3 separate regions of the Homo sapiens genome follow, and regions 1 and 3 are each linked to region 2. Evidence: chromatin contacts called from ENCODE Hi-C data. All regions are on one chromosome and are shown on one strand. The core of a region is the stretch at or near the end of the contact, and the rest is flanking DNA. Distances in the headings are between cores, read along the strand shown. Region 1 has its middle 36 kb from the start of LINC01913. Region 2 holds the start of THADA (THADA armadillo repeat containing). Region 3 holds the start of EML4 (EMAP like 4).

The links. Hi-C counts contacts between places; a loop is a spot of excess contacts on that map. Pooled maps may share reads with other maps.
Region 1: a loop to region 2 is called in a map of CD8-positive, alpha-beta T cell, with 11 times the contacts of the local background. The contact joins the enhancer-like site here to the promoter of THADA in region 2. A Hi-C loop is called at or near these places in 2 of 168 maps with a recorded cell type or tissue (CD4-positive, alpha-beta T cell and CD8-positive, alpha-beta T cell) and 6 of 50 pooled maps.
Region 3: a pooled map shows a loop between it and region 2 (5-fold over the local background). The contact joins the promoter of EML4 here to the promoter of THADA in region 2. A Hi-C loop is called at or near these places in 6 of 50 pooled maps.

The regions. Positions count from the first base shown.
Region 1 is chr2:41,840,044-41,843,213 of GRCh38, reverse strand. No RefSeq gene overlaps it. Among named protein-coding and RNA genes, the nearest start is that of LINC01913, 36 kb to the left of the region's middle. Within about 2 kb of position 1,858, at least 19 of the 41 ENCODE cell types and tissues checked have a DNase peak (open chromatin) inside an H3K27ac peak, as active enhancers do.
Region 2 is chr2:43,594,538-43,597,477 of GRCh38, reverse strand. THADA (THADA armadillo repeat containing) reads left to right here and starts at 1,440. Exons shown (of 38, transcript NM_022065.5): 1 at 1,440-1,547.
Region 3 is chr2:42,167,953-42,170,683 of GRCh38, reverse strand. It overlaps EML4 (EMAP like 4), which reads right to left and starts at 1,331. Exons shown (of 23, transcript NM_019063.5): 1 at 1,048-1,331. The coding sequence starts at 1,072. EML4-AS1 (EML4 antisense RNA 1) reads left to right here and starts at 453. Exons shown (of 4, transcript NR_110584.1): 1 at 453-714. RefSeq lists silencers at 1,320-1,379, 1,480-1,529 and enhancers at 945-1,597, 1,610-1,749.

The DNA.
Region 1 (3,170 bases), core at 609-3,108, 1.8 Mb after region 2:
GAGAAAGTTTCACCAGCTTCACCTCTTCAGAAGGGATCTCAGCCATGCAGATTCTTGGAGGGAATTAGGAGGCTTTTAAAGTTACAGAGATGTCCTCAGCTCTGAGCAATGTTCTGAGGAGTAAAGTCGTCATCAGCCCATTTTGGCCCTATGTGGGCATCCTCTTTCCCACTCTTTCCTCTTGGGAGGAGGGACTCCAGTTTCACAGCTTGCCAGGGCTTTGGGCTTGTAGTATGGGAAGAATATGGAGCTAGGTGGAACTCTTGACCATAAGGATTTCATTTCCTGGTGACTTGAATCTTTAGGCCCAGAGGCTGTTCAGAATCTAACCAGCTACAACAAAATTGGGACTTGAGGGGGATTAAGAAAAACTTGGCTTTAAAAATTAGAATTAACAACAAGAGAATGGTTAAATGAGTTCAGGTATAAAAGACTGCAATAGTTAAAAAGAAATAAGGATACAGACATAAAAAGATCTTTGAGATGTACTGTTAATTGAAGAAAACAAGTTGTAGAATAAATTTTAAAATACAATCATGTTTATGCAAAAGAACAACAACAAAAAAACCTAGCTTTCTCCCCGCCACAGGTACATGCATGAAACCATACCCAGGAGGTTAGGAAGATGCCACACTCAATGGATGACAGTGGCTGCCTCTGGGGAGTGTGTGTGAAGGTCGACCAGACCTTGCACTTTGTTTTGTTCACATTTTAAAAGATAATGTAACTACGTCTTTCTGCTGTAATCAGAAATAAAAAAAATAGAACAACTGGCTTGAAAATCTAGGATGCAAATCCTTCTGCTTATCTGAGACCCAGGTGGTCACTGGTTCAGTCCTGATGCAGAGCAATGGCACTGACATTGAAATTGCACTCAAAGAAACCGAGCTGCAGCTCACCATGGACATGTTGTAGGATTCCAACCAGGAAGTGCTCTGAGCTTCACAGGGTTGCTGTGAGTATTAAATGAGATAATATATGAATGTGCTTTGCAAAAGTTAAAGTGGGAGACACATATAAGGTAGAAATACTATACTGTGTCATTACATTCTTGTACTAGCTCCCAAAGTGAAAGTGGGATAAGAATGCAAGCACCACAACCCGATGAAGTAGATATTATTATGATCATCTCCATTCCCCAGCTGAGGAGTTAAGTTTTAGTTAATTTTCTATTGGTCATTCGGCTGTTCAGCTGCAGTCAGAACTTGAACCCAGGCTCCCTGCTGTTCTCAACTGCCACTGCATGTTGAAGCACTCGGACACATTTACAGCCATGTGTATATATATTTACCGTTTCCTTCTTGGAGCAGTTCTGACAAAGCTGAGATTTAAACCTCCAAGAACAAATATATGAAACTGATTCTAAGCACTGTAGAGTATTTATGATGTGTTTGTGCTAGGCATTGTAGGAATAACAAGTGGCTAACATTTTCTGATCATCTGCTGTGTGCAAGACCGTCTTCTAAGCGCTTTACATGTATTAGTGCGCACAACTTTATGCAAGAGGTACTACTATCCCCACTTTACAGTTGAGAAAAATGCTGCACAGAGAGTTTAAATATCTTGCTCAAAGCAAAGACGTTTAAGATATGGTCTCTACCCTGAGTCCAATATGCGTGAAATAAAACAATGGAGAAGTGCTGCAATGCAGCTATTTACAAAGTTCCAAGGGCGCTCAGAGAGTACCATCCCTGCAGGGGAAAGCGAAGCACTTCGTGTGAGATCCTGAAAGTCCGGGGTGAGCCACTTCAAGCAGGGGCGGGGCGCGTGTGCAAGGCCCTGGGCTGAATTAATGAGAACCCGATCTCATGTTCTGGGTCAGAACCGAGCTCCATCCGGACTGCAGCGCAAGCCAAAGAAATGCAGTGGCTGCTGTCCCGGCTGGGCCCTTCTGCATACCCCGGGGGCATCGGGCCAGGGAGCCGTGCTCCCCTTGGGCCGCGGGGTTGGTAAGCAGCAAACCGAGCTGAAGCGGCCAAGAACCCTCCCGTAGGGCAGAGTGAGGATTGGCGGGAGAGAAAAGCCTAAAGGGACTGTAGCAATTGGCTGCCGCCTTTTCCACCGTAGGAGGATCGGGCTGACACTCCCAGCGTTGGGACTTATTCAGGTAAAGATTATGTCTGGAGCCCCATCTTGCTTCAGAGACCTCCCGTTCTGCGCTTATCACTGCGTCCCCGGAAACCAGACGTCCCTTAAGAGACTTAGCCAATTATCATCCACGGCCATTACCGTGGAGAGCCTAGCGCTGTCAGCGAGTTTCTGATTGGCTGTTGCTGGAAGGGGGCGGGCCCGGAGAAGAACCGTGCAGCGTGCGGAAGGAGCCCTACTTGCCCACCGTTCTCTCCAACTCAGGACGGACGGCGCCGCCAAGTGGTCTGTAGGGGTAATGCCTCGTGCTGTTGCCCCGCAGAGGGCGGGCTTGGCTTGCCAGGCTCCTGGAGAGGAAAGCCTTTTAACCTAAATGAAGTAGAAAGAGAAATACCTAAACTTGAATAGGAATCAGTCGTGCTGAATAAGAGAGCTCTTAGTCAGAATGCGTGTCGTCGGTTCCAGCTCCACATTAACTCAGTTTCCTTTCTTTCCTGAGCCTCATCTGTCAGATGGGGATAATGATAATACCTATCTCCAAGGCTTGCCATGAGGTTTCAATGAAATTAATATGTTTAAGGTTCGCACAGTGCCATGCGCATAATAGGTACACGATAAGCAATAACTGGTGGGGATCAGTGCACTGGTTAAGAGTGAGCATTCTGGGTCAGTGCCGTGACTCACACCTATAATCTCAGCATTTTGTGAGGCTGAGGCAGGAGGATTGCTTGAGTCCAAGAGTTTGAGAGCAGCCTGGGAAACATAGTGTGACCCTCTCTCTACAAAAAATAAAATTATCTAGACGTGTGATGTGTGCCTGTAGTCCCAGCTACTTGGGTGGCTGAGGTGGGAGGATCACTTGAGCCTGGGAGGTCGAGGCTGCAATGAGATGAGATTGCACCACAGCACTATAGCCTGGGTGACAGAGTGAGACCTTGTCTCAAAAAAAAAAAAAAAGAAAAAAACAAAAAGAATGAGAATTTTGCCGTTTGAAAGAATACCTGTTGAGTCCCAAGCCTGCATAGCACTAGCATGGTGAGATTACATAGCCTCCCTGTCGCAGTTTCCTCATCTGGAAATGA
Region 2 (2,940 bases), core at 191-2,690:
AGTACTTCTACGTCCACAGTTTCAAAGTCTGCAATGTATTTCTTACTATGTCAGGGTCAAAAATACCAGAAAAAATTATGGTGGAGAACCGTCTGCACACACTCACCAGCTGACATGCACAACATAGTTCACAGCAGCAATGTTTAGAACAAAAACTGGAAATAATGCACATGTTAAGAGGCAGCAGGATGGATACATAATGAAGTATATTAAACAATGGAAAATTACGGTCCGGGCGCCATGGCTCACGCCTGTAATCCCAGCACTTTTGGAGACCGAGGCGGGCGAATCACGAGGTCAGGAGTTCAAGACCAGCATGAGCAACATGGTGAAACCCCGTCTCCACTAAAAAATACAAAAATTAGCTGAGCGTGGTGGCGCGCGCCTGTAATCCCGGTTACTTAGGAGGCTGAGGCAGGAGAATCACTTGAACCCGGGAGGCAGAGTTTGCAGTGAGCCGAGATCGCGCCACTGCACTCCAGCCTGGGCGAAGAGCACTACAGCCACCTGTAGGTGAATATGAAAAGCAATGCTGAAAGAAGCAAATTGCTGGAGAATACATACGCAATTCCAAAAGCTTCAAAATTGAACGAAACAAGATAGTGATACATACATTATGTGGTAAAGCTATAAAGAAAACCAAGGCAAGCTGATATAAAAAATTCAGAAAATAATTATTAAAAACTTAAGTCATTAACGTTTAGAGAACTGAAATGTCTCTATTTTCCAAATTAATACTCCTGATAATAGCATCAGGTCTTTCCTGATCTTGCCCACTGTCGCAGCTCCCAGTGACACCCCGTTATTGTATTTATTTTTCAAGGACTGAACCATCTGACAATTTGTATGTGCTGCGTAATACATGTATCCTCAGTAGGGGATAGCTTTCAAGGCTAGCGCTTGGCGACGCTCTGACAGTAGAGTTCATTATCTATTGAATGAATATATGCGCTTTGGCACACGTTGGTTCAGCACTACTCATTTTAGTCCGAATCCTTCTCGTGGCTTCCGTTCAGTCGCCGCCCAAACCCCTGCCCCATCTCGCAGGCTCTAAACTCCCTGGACTCGTTCCCGAGTCCCAGACGTAGTTTTCTCCTAGACTCTGCACTGGGCCAACAGAGTGGGAGAAAGGTGGAAGGTCTGGATTGGGAGAAAAGCGCTTCCCAGGCGTCCAAGCATGTGAAGAGAATGAGGTCTTTTCATTCAACAAGAGACCGTTGAATGAAGGCCCCTCAGCAACAAGGCCCGTCAGCCCTAACGCCATGAGGAACGCGCGGCGCTGACGGTACAGTGGCTGGTTAACTAAACCGGATTGCTACCGGCCACCCCGGTGACGTCACGACCTCCTCGAACTCCTGATTGGAGGAGCTGCGTTTGGTCAATTCTCGCGATGACTCCTCCAGGTTACCCCTCTCTCCCTCCCTTTGCCCTGACCCGGTAGTCGACCGTGGACCGCGCTGCGAGCCTCGGAGACGCCGTAGAAGGAGACCTGCTTCCGGGACTGGACCAGGCGCCTGCGACTCTTCTCAGACGCCGACGTGCACGAGGTTTGGCTCCCAGGTGTCCTGCCTGCCAGACCCGCGGTAGCTCGGCTCGGCCAGTTTTGCTAGGGCTGCCTGGCGAGCCACACCAATTCCCATCCTTTGGTATCGCCAGGATTCGGCGGCTGTGAAACTGATTTCCGGTCGCTAAGGTCTCCATGGAGACAGCACTTTAACCACTTTCTCCCACTGTCATTCCTCGACTCCACGTGGTTCAGAAATCGCCCAGAGAATGTTTGTGGGAGTCAGCCAGGAAGGTGTAGAGTGAAGCAGCGTTCTAAAGGGAAGCAGTAAGTGGGACCTAGGAGGAGTGTAATTTACTGGGCACCTTCTGGCCTTGCGGTAGACACGGGATTTACCCCCTTGGGGACCCTGGTTCTTCAGGACACACGTTTAGGCATCATTTGAGCAGGCATAATTACCGAGTCTGCTTTTGTGTAGCCCTCAGAATTGCAAGAGCAAATCCTCCTGCAAACTTGCTTACCTTTCACCAGAGAATAGTCTCCCTAGTTAGGTTTCCCAGTCTCTTCTGGCTTTGTACGATGGTCACTTTCTTAGGAAGCGTGCCTCTATTCCTCTAGATCTGACTATCCCTTTACAAATTATTCTGTTGTCGACACTTTCCTAGCTGCGTCCATTTTTGGTTAAGTGGTTGCTCACCTGCCATTACTGTATGGATTTCTTACTTCCCAAACAGACCATAGGTTCTTAAGATGTAGAATGTCACTTAGATGTAGAATGCATTTTAGGTACCAGATAGTCCACCTTCCTGCCCTTAAAGACATATATCCCTTCTAGAACATCTCTGACAAATGTTTGTTAATTAATTTGTTTATTCGTGAAGTGTTTGTTAAACACCTACTATGTGCCAGGCACTGGTTTGGAAATTGAGACTTGAAACATGAACAAAATAGATTAAAGTTGCTGCCTTCATTCAGTTTGCTACTAGGTGAGACAGACAATATACAAATTTACAAGTTAGGGTAATTTCTGGTACTAGTAAGTGCTATGAAGAAAATTAACGGAAATGGTGTCTACGTGTGTTGTATTGGTGAGATTTTAGATAGAGTGGTCATGGAAGGCTTTTAGAAGGTAATGTTGCAGCAGAAACATGAATGGTGAGAAGGAGTCAGTCTTGCAAAGATGTGGAATGAACATTAAGGGGCAGAGATACTGAGAAGTGTAAAGCCTCTTAGGTGGGAATAAGAGCATCAGGAAGTACAAAGCTCTTGAGATGGTGAAGAGGAGATTGGTTTGAGATGAAGAGTGGAGGAAGGCAGGGTCAGATTATTTAGGGCCTTGAAGGGCAAAATCTCAAGTATTTATTTATTTATTTATTTATTTATTTATTTGAGATGGAGTTTCGCTCTTGTCTCCCAGGCTGGAGTGCAGTGGCACG
Region 3 (2,731 bases), core at 82-2,581, 1.4 Mb after region 2:
GCTGAAACTGTTTCTCTCACCATTCTAACAGTTGAACTTAATCTTTTACTAGATTTCAATGGCCTCGAAGAATAGTAATTCCAGATTCAGCTTCTAGGGCAGCGAATACTAGCCTGGAGTTTTGATTTTCCTAGCCAGAAGATTACCTTCATCTGGTGAAAGGAACACTGAAAAGGCACTTCAGCCTATTTAATAACCTCTTCCCTTTCTCCATTCCACAAAGACAACATCTTCCAAAAATGGAGAATCCTTTCCTTCCCTGATAGAGGCCCCCTTTCCTATTGATTCATTGGGCAGAATCACTTCTCCCCAGCATGTATGCAGAACCAGAAAACACTTCTGCTTTCACTCTTAAAGAGGGTCCCCCAACACAGATGCACCTCTTCCTTTCCTGCATTAAGCAAATGATGCTCCGATGCTTCTAGGTCTCTCCACCACTGCAAAATGCTCAGAGAAGTGGAGGGATTGAAAAGGAAGTTGCCTACTACTCTGAAGGATACTGGAAAGTCGCCTTCAAATCTAAAGTGAAGACTTGGGGGCGGGGGATGCCCCCTTCCTGAAGAGGGAATGAGGGTCCCTCCCCTAAAAAGGAGCCTCTGTTCGGGTGAAGGCGATCCCCACCCTGAAAGAGAGGCGTGTATGTGGAAAGGTGGTGGAAGGTTGTACCCTGAAGAGGAGCCTGGATTTGAAGAAATGTCCCAACTCTGAAGGGGGGTAAGTGGAGGGAGCCGTGAGTGTACGGGGAGGGGTGTGCCAGCTATCGGGGGGCCTGAGAAGGAAGGGGTTCCCACTTTGGGGGAACGAGGGCCCCGCACTGAAAGGGGCTCCGGGAGGAAAGGAGGGTCTGACACAGAGGAGAGTTGGACATGGGGGAGGGGCCCTCAGTCCACCGGAGTCCGCGGAGGGGCGGCAGCCTCGAAGGGAACATGTGCAGTGGAGCCGCTGCCACCCCGAGGGGCAGGCGGGAGGGCAGGGCCTGGGCTGTGTGCGGAAGGAAAAAAGTTCCTACCCTTCGCAGAAGACGCAGGACTCCCCAGCCGTACTCACCGAGACTGCCGGCGAAACCGTCCATCTTGCGGGGAAAGCGCCGGGCTCCGGGCTTAGAGGGGCGGGCACTTCATTCAGCGGACCGACAGAGTGGCCGACGCTGAGCCTGACCCGCTCGTTCTCTAGGTCGCCCGGCTCGGCTACCGGCTCCCGCCTCCGTCGTCCGTCCGTTCGCCCTGGGGTAGTAAGCCGCGGCCGCCCGAACCACTTCCCCGTCACGTTGAGAGCCGCGCCGCTCAGCCGCCTGCCCGGCCTCCCTCCCAGGCAGCAGCCGCGAGCGCCGCGCCGCGCCGCGCCCCGCCCCGCCCCCGCGCCCGCGCGCAGCAGTAGCCCCGCCCCGCGCACGCCGTCACACTTCCGACTCCGCCTCCCACGTGACGCCACGGAGGCGGGGTCTTGCCAGCCCCGCCCTCTCACCTTGCCTCGGCCTCGGCGTTTGTCCGCCTCGCGCCAGGCTGGTGGTTGCGCCTGCGCGGTAGGCCTGCTGAAGGCTGGGGACCACGGTTTGGAAGCTGGTTCCAAACAGGTGGGGATAAGGCATAGACTCTGGCCTGCGATACTCTGATGCATGAAGGATCCTCTCCCTATGTGGCCCCTGGGAAGCCCGCAGAGCCAAGACTGGACCCCCGTGACGGGAGATGACCACCACGTGGGTCCTACAAGGACACTAAAGAAGCAACCAAGAGGGAGAGGTTCTCCCTCTCCCCCAATAGGGTGGGGGACAAATAGGGGCGAAGCTTCTTGACTAGCTCGATACCACCACTGCCACAGCCGCAGGGCCCGGGACAGATCAGAAGCAAGGAATTTTAGTGCTGGACATGACCCAAAAGTTCATCTTGTCTAACCCTTCTTATGAAGAAAAACACAGAGCCTTAGAGAGGACAACCTGCCCAAGGTCATCGAACCTAGTAGAAGCAAAAACTCAGCCTTCCTTACTCTCCCTAGCGTTCTGTCGTCTAGGGGTGCAAAACGACCATATATGGCAGGCTATAGGATGGCCTGCTAGGGAACCATAATAAGGGTTATTTCAAATGAAGTAACACTGAGTTCTAGGCCCAACTCCGTATGACTCAAGAGTGTCAAATCACCTAATTTATTTAGGCGTCACTTTATTCATTTGCAAATTGGTTGTCTGGACATGTAACCAAAACATGTAAATATACATAGCGTTCATATTCTTCCTCCCTTCCCCAACACGATTTCCCATACTTCTAAAGACTTTCTCATGGTTTGTCAAGTCCCTCCTGGGGCTCAGTTGTGCAGATTAGAGTAAGAGAGAGAAGAGCTGTAAGGTACTGAAGAACTGAATTGATCTATACATAATAAATTGATAAATACATAATAAAAAGCTGAGTTAGGGGAAAACAGAGTCCTACTACACAGAGTTGCAGGAGAGAGGGACAAACAAGAAGGGAGACAAGAAATATGTAATGATGAGAGAGACTTAGAGGAATTAAATGATTGAAAGGATTGTTAAACCTTCTTGGGGTATACGTCTCCCTTTGTTGCCTCTTTAAAAATCTTCCCTAAAAATGTAAATTACTTTGCATTTCTTATTTGGATATAAGACCTGTTTCTGAATACCATACTATATGGAGACTGGCCATAACGCAGCCAAGATAAATTCAGGTTACAGACTAAACGGTGTCTAAAATTTCCTTCTCTTCAAACTTAAATGATTTAC